2 separate regions of the Homo sapiens genome follow, and region 1 is linked to region 2. A link is a contact called in ENCODE Hi-C or POLR2A ChIA-PET data. All regions are on one chromosome and are shown on one strand. Each heading gives the region's core, a stretch centred on a gene start or an enhancer-like site at or near the end of the contact. The rest is flanking DNA. Distances are from core to core; before and after follow the strand shown. Region 1 overlaps BCAS3 (BCAS3 microtubule associated cell migration factor). Region 2 overlaps BCAS3 (BCAS3 microtubule associated cell migration factor).

What was found. A loop is a pair of places that touch in the nucleus more often than their neighbours do. ChIA-PET counts read pairs that join two places held with the same protein, here RNA polymerase II (POLR2A). Pooled maps may share reads with other maps.
Region 1: a loop to region 2 is called in a pooled map, with 2.1 times the contacts of the local background. The contact joins two enhancer-like sites. A Hi-C loop is called at or near these places in 2 of 50 pooled maps. POLR2A ChIA-PET finds 5 or more read pairs at or near these places in 6 of 52 experiments (A549, BJ, IMR-90 and 3 more).

Annotation. Positions count from the first base shown.
Region 1 is chr17:61,353,927-61,359,165 of GRCh38, reverse strand. The region is part of intron 22 of BCAS3 (BCAS3 microtubule associated cell migration factor); the gene reads right to left. Among named protein-coding and RNA genes, the nearest start is that of TBX2-AS1, 43 kb to the left of the region's middle. RefSeq lists an enhancer at 2,164-2,458. Within about 2 kb of position 2,390, at least 4 of the 41 ENCODE cell types and tissues checked have a DNase peak (open chromatin) inside an H3K27ac peak, as active enhancers do; they include IMR-90 and Panc1, where a contact is called at or near this core.
Region 2 is chr17:61,216,792-61,222,283 of GRCh38, reverse strand. All of the region lies in intron 22 of BCAS3 (BCAS3 microtubule associated cell migration factor), which reads right to left. Among named protein-coding and RNA genes, the nearest start is that of BCAS3-AS1, 84 kb to the right of the region's middle. Within about 2 kb of position 2,588, at least 5 of the 41 ENCODE cell types and tissues checked have a DNase peak (open chromatin) inside an H3K27ac peak, as active enhancers do; they include IMR-90 and Panc1, where a contact is called at or near this core.

The DNA.
Region 1 (5,239 bases), core at 1,141-3,640, 140 kb before region 2:
CCAGAGGCAAGCAGCCAGAGGAGAAATACTGGAGCCTGGGCAATGCCACCGGTAAGGCTGACTGGTTATGCGTCAATTACATAGCAAGGGCCTTTGGTGGGGAGTGAAAGCGTATGGTGAGTATGTGCACCCCACTTTCTCTGAGGATGCCTGCAGGGGGCACAGGAGAGTAGGAGAAGCAACCTCTTAGCTCTGATCTCCCCACATCTGAGGGTGGGGATAGAACTTTTTAGCTCCCTAAATTCTTCGATAAACAAGCAGAGTTATACTCAACACGCGTAAGAACGGAATGAGATTGACTGTTTCGGGCAGGAATATTACTAGTATAAGCTATCTGACGGGCAATTTGGCAATATGCATTAAGAATCAAGGCCAGACGCGGTGGCTCACACCTGTAATCCCAGCACTTTGGGAGGCTGAGGCAGGCGGATCACCTGAGGCCGGAAGTTCAAAACCAGCCTGGCCAACATGGGAAAACTCTACTAAAAATACAAAAATTAGCCAGGCATGGTGGTGCATGCCTGTAATCCCAGCTACTCAGGAGGCTGAGGCAGGAGAATCACTTGAACCCAGGAGGTGGAAGTTGCAGTCTGCCAAGATCGTGGCACTGCACTCCAGCCTGGGTGATGGAGGGAGACACTGTCTCAAAAAAAAAAAAAAAAAAATTAAAAACGTGCCCAACTACTGACCTAGGCAGGGATGCCACTTCCAGAAATCTAGCCAAAATAAATAACCTAGGAAGCAACAACCGTCATGCATAAATACGCTCATTGCCATTTTAACACAGCCCTACAATATGGTATTTGTTAAGAAAGTTATACTTCATTCTTGCAGTAGAATGTTAGGTAGTCATAAACATGATGTTTATAATTAGAATTCTTTAAGATACAATGTTAAATTTAAAAAGACAAAAGTATACAGTTATTATTATTGAACAATGCAAAAGAAACATGGAAAAACATTCTAAATGATTCACGACAAAATGTTAACCACGCTGTCTCTGGGTAGTCAGGCTATAGGGGACTCTTCTGTTACTTTATATTTTTCTATATGTTTCCCACAATTTTTTTTTTTTTTTGAGATGGAGTCTCACTCTGTTGCCCAGGCTGTAGGGCAGTGGCATGCTTTCAGCTCACTGTAACCTCTGCCCCCCGGGCTCAAGTGATTCTTGTGCCTTAGCATCCCAAGGAGCTGGGATTACAGGCATGTGCCACCATGCCCAGCTAATTTTTGTATTTTTAGTAGAATGAGGTTTCAACATGTTGGCCAGGCGGGTCTGGAACTCTTGACCTCAAGTGATCCACCCGTCTCGGCCTCCCAAAGTTCTGGGATTACAGGCTTGAGCCACTGTGCCCAGCTGTTTCCTAATTATTTTTTTGTATTTTATATTTTTTATTATTATTTATTATTTTAAAAAAATTTTTGGCCGGGCATGGTGGCTCATGCCTGTAATCCCAGTACTTTGGGAGGCTGAGGTGGGTAGATAATGAGGTCAGGAGTTCAAGACCAGCCTGGCTAAGATGGTGAAGCCCCGTCTCTACTCAAAATACAAACATTAGCCGGGTGTGGTGGCAGGCGCCTATAACCCCAGCTACTCAGGAGGCTGAGGCAGAGAACTGCTTGAACCCAGGAGGCAGAGGCTGCAGTGAGCCGAGATCGCGCCACTGCACTCCAGCCTGGGCGACAAAGCAAGACTCTGTTTCAAAAAAAAAAAAAATAAAAATTTTTTTTTTTTAGAGAGAGGATCTCACTCTGTCGCCCAGGCTGGAGTGCAGTGGTGCAATCATAGCTTACTGCAGCCTTGAACTCTTGGGCTGAAGCAATCCTCCCTCCTCTCCCAAGTAGCTGAAACCATAGGCACCTGTTATTTTATTTATTTATTTATTTAATTAATTAATTTATTTATTTATTTATTTATTTTTTGTAGATATGGAGTCTTGTTCGTTGCCCAGGCTGGATCTCAAACTGTTGGCTTCCAGTGATGCTCCTGCCTTGGCCTCCTGAAGTGCTGGGATTACAGGCATGAGCCACTGCACTTGGCCTACAGTTTCTGTAATCAGTTTTTTAAGAAAAAAAAAAAAGAAAGAAAGAAAAAGTCGAGAGACAAAAAAATGCCTCCTGGGAGAAGCACTCATGCTGGGACCAGGTGGGCCCATAAGAAGCACGGGAGGCACCTGACCTTGCTGCGATGCCTCCTCTGTCAAGTCCTGTGCTCGGTCCTGACTCAGCCGGGGGCAGGTGAGCCTGCAGCTCCATGGCCCATGTCTGACTCTTCTCCCAGTGGCCATGGCTGGCTGCATGCAATGTTGACTCATCCCTGTGTACACATGGCATATTTATTTTTAATTCATATTAGGAATGTGCACCAACTTGTGTGTGAAAAATGGCAGAAACGATTCCACCTCTGTACAAATTTCATACATCAGATCAGAAAGGGCTAGAAGAACAACTCTGGAAGGAGTTGATTTTAAAATCAAGTCCCTTTACCTGTCCTCTTTGTCTCCCCTGCCTACAACTAACCTCTGGATAAACAGGCCCGGCTTCCTAGGAGACACCTTTTCATGACTGTCAAGAAATGGCTGAGGCCCTCACACATCATGAGGTCATTGAGCAGGGCTGTGAGCCCAAGAGATCAGTCATCAGTGTAGGTCCCAGTAAGGAGAATCTCGACTGGCTCCACATTCAGAACAAACATGGAGGTGCTTCAGGGAACAAGAGAGCTTTCCAAGTCAGGCTGAAGCTGGCATTCCCAGACTGGACGCCAGAGACCCTTTACTCTTCTGTTTTAAACTTGGCACACTCATGATTTCTCCCCCTCCAAGGAGGAAGAGAAGAATCATTTTGTAGCTGGGCTGCAATGACAATGTTTCCTGGCCAGGTGCGGTGGCTCACGCCTGTAATCCCAGCACTTTGGGAGGCCGAGGCGTGTGGATCACCTGAGGTCAGGAGTTCGAGACCAGCCTGGCCAACACGGTGAAACCCCGTCTCTACAAAAATACAAAAATCAGCCGGGCATGATGGCAGGCGCCTGTAATCCCAGCTACTCGGGAGGCTGAGGCAGGAGAATCACTTGAACCCGGGAGGCGGAGGTTGCAGTGGGCCGAGATTGCGCCATTGTACTCCAGCCTGGGCCACAGAGTAAGACTCAGTCTCAAAAAAGAGAAAAGAAAAAGAAAATGTTTCCTGTAGGCTGCTCTGGCCTGCTTCTTCAGGTGGATAGAAAACATACACATAGAGCTGTGATAGGATTCCTATGGCAGGGCTCAGAATACACTGCAAGACAAACTATCCTCGGAAACCTAGCAATTCCTTCAATGGAAAAACAAGGAACTGAATCTCTCAAGACAGCAAGCATACAAACTGGGTTTTCTAGGACAGTCCTCATTCCAAATAATTAGTCTGTGGTCAGGTATCAGGAAAGGTAAGATAACTAACATTTGTCGGGTGTCCACTTTGCATCAGGCATAGCTACTTTATACACACTATTGCACTGAAATCATCCCAATAACTTATGAGGTGGATGTTATTGTTCCAATTTGTACAGTTCAAGGAACTGTGGCAGAGAGAAGTAAGATTGTTGCTTAAGATGACAAGGTCAAGGGTACAGTCAGGATTAGGATCCTAGGTTCATTTGGCTCCAAAGCCTGTCATTTCTCCACTAAAACTACCATGCTGAATTTTTTTTTTTGAAAATATGGCTGGAGTGCCAGCGAGGGGGTTTTCAGCTCAGTCTTTCCATTCCAGAATTTTTAAGTGTTCTTGCAGTTGGGTGGTAGGGGGTGGAGGGAGCAACCCAGCTAAATCCTGTGATTTCTGTGCTCCACAAATAAGTCAAACACGAGGCTCTCAACTGAGAACTTTGAAGTCTGAAACCTGGGGCCAAGAAGTCTTCTGTTTTTATTAGTCAAAGAAGATGTTTCAAAAACCAGATTTATCATGACTGGATTTCAGATGTGAAACCCAATATACACACAGACACGAGTGGCTTGTCCTCTTGGATTATTTCTGACCTTTTACTCTCCTCTGAGGATCTGCGTTTCCTCAGAGTGCGAACTCTCTGCCTCCCCAGCTGGCGGAGGTGTCTGGAGGCCCAGCTTTGCAGGCCTGGGCCCCCTGCTGGCCTTGGGAATTTCAAAGAGCAGGGAGGGATGGGTGGGCACACTGGCTCTGATCTGGAGCCAGGGGCTATTTGTTCCTCTAAGGCCCTGGGACAGTAGCTGCGGGGAAAGGAAAGGAGGAGTCCACCTGCCCTGAAGGGGAGGGTCCCGGATGTGCCTGCCGGTACTGGAGTTGACCCGTTTGATACCTGACCCATTTTTAGCTTTGTTATTTTGGTAGTCTCCTAACTATGTGGGCTTTAAAAATGGTGTTCCCAGCTTGGGCAATAAACATGTGTATTTGGAGTGTGTGGTCAACCTTCCACCTCTCTCAACCACCTAAACCCAAGAGCTCTCACTCCAAAGGACAAACCTGTACCAGATTTTCAGGTGCAGGGTCCTTGGGAAGAAGATCTGGGCCTGGCCTCCCATCCTGACTGGGGGCAAGGTACATTACAGAATCCCGACTTCCCAGGTCCTTGCACTGAAGCTGTTCAACAAAGACTTGGCCTGAGAAGAGCAGGCTAAGCAGCAGCACTGTTTTGGACAATGGAGGGGTCACTTACTAGAGTGGCTGTGGATGGTTTCCATCAGGCCTTGAGGCTTCAGGTGGGCAGAGGACCTTGCACCTTGCACAGAGGGGTGATGGGCTGAGCGTGAGTGTGAAGGCCTGGATGTTCCCCACTCAAGGGCGGTGGAAGAGTCCACTGGAACAGGAAGTCTCTCATGAAAATCTCACATATTTTCACAGAATAAGTACATATTTTTCTCATAATTCTCTCTTTCCTTTTGGTTGTGGGATCACAGCAATTTTTACCACAGGCAGGACAGATGCTGTCAACTCCATTTCATAGATGAGGAAGCCAAGGCTCAGGGTGGTTCAATGACTTGCCTCAGTCACCTTAGTTTCTCACCGTCCAGGGTGGTTGTGCGACCTTCTGTGAAGGTCTCAGTGAACAAACTGGCATGCTGCAGAAGCATCATGGCTGCCAGAGGTGGGTGCGGAAGTAGAACCAGCGGGGTGGCCTGGTGAGTGGCCTTGCTACAGTCTGGCCAGTGCTTGCTCAGGGCCCTCGTCTCACAGGGACTTCTCTGACTTTCAGCCTCATGTCCTAGTCTTGCAGCCTAAGGGGGTGGAGGTA
Region 2 (5,492 bases), core at 1,339-3,838:
TGAAGTCTATGGTTTGACAAGCCTATGGAGGCCCTTTCTTTCAAAGGTTTAAGCTGAGTCCTTATTTTTATCATTTCTTTACAGTTCCCCACTATTATTTCATATCTTGGCTTATTTATTCTGCCACTATATGTTCTCTATATTTGTATCTATGTCGGCATGACTGTTAACAAATTCCCTAAAATTATGCACTTTGAACACACAGAGGGATCATATGTACACTTAGTGAGCAGCAGGTATGTATTCTTAATAGTAATAGTAATATCAGCCCCTGTTAAGCACGTCACCGTGTGCCAGGTACTGTGCCATACTGCATTATCTTATTTAATCCCCAACAAACTTATGACGTAAGTTAGAATTCTCAATGTAATTTTCATTTTACAAATGAGGAAACTGTGGCAGAGGCAGGCAAACCCATTTCCTAGTTAGTGAGGTGGTTAGCATTCCGGGTAACGCTAGGGTTTATGCTTTTCACATCATACTCTCCTGTAGCCCACATTCTTGTGGTTTTTTCCTTCATGGTATGTAGCCTTCTGCAGGTTTCTTTTTTTGGTGCCTTGCAGAGCACCCCAACCACAGGCACATCTAAGCCTTTTTTTAGGATCTTGGTTGGGGTAACAGTCCCAAGAGCACACAGCAACAGCAGCTTTAGGAGAGAAGCCCAGCTCTAAGAAAGTGAAGGGGAAACAGACTTGGGCCTTCCCAAGGATCCATGCCATAATGTGTCCCAGAGGTGTACTGGCTTTTTCTTCCAATCGTGATAATCAGATTTATCCCTTAATAGCTAAAGTCATGCCTCTGCTGGTGACAAGAAGTTAAGAATCTTAAATCTCTAAAGGACAGATGATAACCCAGTGCTATCAATGTGGTTTGGGAAGAGGAAGCTGTGAAATGGCCTTAAGTGTCTGATAGGAGATTTTTTTCAGGCAGCCTGCAACACTGTGGATGGTGATAATGATAAAAACCAATTGTAAGTAGGTAGGGCTTGAAGTAAAGGAAGTCTCTTTCTCTCTAACATTAGAAGGAAGTATTCTGAGATCTTCTTTAGAATGAGCCAGGCAAACTACTGTTTCCATGTCCCTGAAAGGGAAAGTGATGTAGAGAAACAATTATAGCAGCTGATATCTGCACCGACACTTTGTAACACTGGGATTCTACTATGAACCACACTTTCTTTTTGTTTTTGAGACGGAGTCTCACTCTGTCACCAGGCTGGAGTGCAGTGGTGCGATCTCGGCTCACTGCGAGCTCTGCCTCCCGGGTTCATGCCATTCTTCTGCCTCAGCCTCCCAAATAGCTGGGACTACAGGCGCCCGCCACCATGCCCAGCTAATTTTTTGTATTTTTAGTAGAGATGGGGTTTCACCGTGTTGGCCAGGATGGTCTCGATCTCCTGACCTCGTGATCCACCCACCTCGGCCTCCCAAAGTGCTGGGATTACAGGCGTGAGCCACCGCGCCCAGCCGAACTACACTTTCTAGGTGGAACACAGACATCTTTTCCTCAGAGGCTCCTCCTGATTAGACCAAGTTCTTGTATCACACCAACAACCTTGTTAATTTGGCCACTTTTTTTTTCTTCCATTCTTACCACTAGTTCCCTTTTGAGTACCCTGTTGTCACTGGGTGTAGAGATCAAGAACTGTCTTTGGCGCCACAGGGGGGAAATCAATGTAGTGTCATTGTATTACCTCACTGAACTACCTCATTGTTTTAGCAAAGAGAATTCCAGGTGGAGTGGATATCCATTCTGTTTAATCCTAAAATTTGAAGTTTTAAGTCATTAGTTGAGAATTCGGCTACTTTGTTGAATCTGAAGATCAAATAATGGAACCAAGTTGACAAAGTAGCATTAATTAACTGTAAACTCTAAAATGTGGGCAAGCTATTAAATAGAAAATAGAAGCTGTGGGCCTGATATTCTCCAAATAGATTATTGTGACTCCATCAAATGAGAAAACTTCAGTTTTTTTGTTTTTTGTTTGTTTTTTGAGATGGAGTCTCACTCTGTTGCCCAGGCTGAAGTGCAGTGGCACAATCTTGGCTCACTGCAACCTCTGCCTCCCAGATTCAAGCGACTCTCCTGCCTCAGCCTCCTGAGTAGCTGGGATTAGAGGCGCCTGCCACCACGCCTGGCTAATTTTTGTATTATTAGTAGAGACGTGATTTCACTGTATTGGCCAGGCTGGTCTCAAACTCCTGACCGTGTGATCTGCCCACCTCAACCTCCCAAAGTGCTGGGATTACAGGCGTGAGCCACCGCGCCCGGCCGAAAACTTTAGTTTTAACGGCACACCAGAATTTTCCTCTGAAAGGTTGTGGGAATGGCAAACTTATTTCTGGTTAGACCCTCTTTCTTGCCCTACTCCTCTCCCCCCATAACCTGCCTTGTTTTTCCTACCCCAAACAGGATGGGAAAAAAACGTCCTTAAAAGACCTTTCCTTTTTTATGTTACACAATCTCATCTCTGGAATTCAAGTCCTAGTACTGCTCAGCCCAAATAAGAAGTGCTTGTCACCAGGAAGGCGGCCATCTAAACAAGCAGCAGCTGGATGAGAAAAGAGGGCATGTCAGCCCAGAGCAGCAGAGAGGGTTTCTCACGGCAGCTATTTGCAACCCTCCAAGGAGCTACAGAGGCTGCCCATTAAAACCCTGTTAAAACACTTCTGATGTTGTCAGCAGCAGAAAGCTGAAATAGCACAGTGATCGCTGAGATGCTATCTGCCTCAAGCAATTCAGTGGTACTGTCAATACTATGAGCAAGAAGGTACAAGATAAGCAACAATCTAATTTCTACATCAAAATTTCATAAACTCCCTGAGCTGGCAGCACCAGTAATATGGGCACACAGAGACCAAGTCAATGGGCCACCTGTGAGAAAGGAAGACTCATGTTAAGTCTGACCCAAAAGTCCTGAACCTGATCACTGCATGACTCCCAAAACTCCCTAGGAAATATGCCCAGAAAGGAATCACTGGAATGTTCCTCTCCAGGGTATCGCTGGGTACCACTGAGACACAGGATTTCTGGACAAGGATCTTTCTCAGAGATTGTATGTTTAGAGGACAACCTACTTTACCATCATCTACTCACCTTCGTCCCCCATAAGAAGAGTGAACACTTCTCAAAAAGGCTACAGACCTGTTTGCTTTTGGACTTTACTTCATTTCATATTTCCTATAAAAATATTAGTTACGGAGCGCAGAATCCTAATTCTAGAGAGCCATCCTTTATCAGCAAACAGAAAATGAGGAGGGAGATCACTTTTTTGGATTCAAGTGACACTACTTGTGTTGAAAACAATGGGACATACAGGCTAATTCTAATTACTTTAGAAGCACAGATTCTGGTATCATTCCATTTAGTAGCTCTTTCTTTTGGTTCTCCTATGTTTAATGTAGGGTGATAAATAAGGTGACTATCATCCAAACTGGTACACTTTTGGGTGACATAAGCGGCAATGATAATTAAACTGGTACAAGTAAAGCTGGGACCTAGGCAAATGTGGACCTGCAGTAACCCTAGCTAAGTCTCTGTCCTCATAGCAAACTGAGAACTGAAAAGTTATGTGACAATACAGGAAATGAGTAAGTGGCTATTTAATCACAAAACTAAACAGCAGGATGGAATGGAGATGTTCAGCCCATCAGCTGGATGTCTTGCTTGCCTAAACAACAAATATCAGCTACTTGAACCACAATGTTCATAGCAGGCAACTGTGCAGATCCATCCCTGTGCCTCTTGGTGAGAGGAAGGGAGTCATTACCAAAATAATTATAATGCAGTTGCAATTACTCACTGTAGCTTTACATACAGGATTGTAGGACCTCTAGGAACATGAAATTTAACTGATGCCAACAGCATGTACGTCTCAGAGTCCTTTTTCCTGGCTCTAAGGACAGACAGACTGGGGTTTGGGCATTTTCCATTTTAATAGAAGAATTTAAGGTAAGCCCAACAATCTTAGGAGAATTCGGTCTTCAGTCTTTCGGCTAGGAAAAGGGGCATTACCTAACCTTTGGATGCTACTACTCACTGTGATAATGGGCTCACAGCAGCCTTGGAATGCGGCAGTAGAGAGGGGACTTCAGACTGAGAAAGTCAGTGTAGTCAGCTCCAGGAGGAACAAGTTGTAAGATGCCCAATTTAATCTCTCATGACCCAACATTTAGGAGTCTTTCCTTTAACCATCTCAGTTCTTCTTGTTCTGGCTGGATTGAGATTGTGATACAATAACCAGATGGTAAACATAGCAATACTGAAATGGAGAGCTACTTGGAGAAGGTCAGATAATCCCAAGGATTCTGGTGGTAACCAGTCCACTAAATTATCAGTGATCTGTTGTAACAGAACTCATTCAAAAGCATGAAGGCCTCTCACAGGAGCAACAAAGTCAGCCACCAAGACTGTTGTTACAGAGAAGTCCGACGCTTTTCTAGTTTATTTTGTGCTTGGCGCTAGGAATTTCTGTAAAAAATTACTTTTAATAAGGGAGGGGAAAAAAGGCTTAGAGGAGTAGAAGCAAAGCAGTGTGGGATGTTACGGGATCAAGAATAATGTTTCTCAAGAAAATCAACTAGTCAGAGGAAGCTGCCTAATGATATCAGGTCTGGAAAACCTAACAGGATAAAAATGCAGACTTTTGGAGTGTCTAGGTCCTGGGAATATGCCCTTCATTTATTTGCCCACTCCTTTAATAGCTCCAAATAACCATGAGGGGAGGTGGGTGGGGGAAAGCATTTCTGCTCTTAGTTCCTGTTTATCTTGTTCAAGAAAGATTTCCTATAATTTACATTACTGGGGCAAGCCAAACTAAGCCAAAACGATTGTGGGGCCATTATATGCCTACCAAATGCTTCCAAACCATTGTAAGGACTGGAAATCATCCAGCTGGGGAAATAATCTATTCTTTTCAGGAACCTAGATTTTCACTATCACAAAAAATGGAGGATACTTTAAAACTAGTGCTAACTTTATTTTTATTTGTTTATTTATTTATTTGAGATGGAGTCTTGCTCTGTCACTCAGGCTGGAGTGCAGTGGCACGATCTCAGCTCACTGCAACCTCCGCCTCCTGGGTTCAAGCGATTCTCCTGCCTCAGCCTCCTGAGTAGCTGGGACTGCAGGAGTGTGCCACCACACCCAGCTAATTTTTTGTATTTTTTTAGTAGAGACGGGGTTTCACCGTGTTAGCCAGGATGGTCTCGATCTCCTGACCTCGTGATCCACCCACCTCAGCCTCCCAAAGTGCTGGGATTACAGGTGTCAGCCACCCCACCCGGCCAAAACTAGTGCTAACTTGAAACTACACATGGTAGGCAAACAACTTTGCAGATTGACTACCTATATGAAGGTATTTAGATTCAAGCAGATGCACATTTAAATCCTGCATTTTAATAGTCTATTTGAAAATCATCTCATGTCACATAAAATCAACATATAGGCTGGGCACGGTGGCTCATGCCTGTAATCCCAGCACTTTGGGAGGCTGA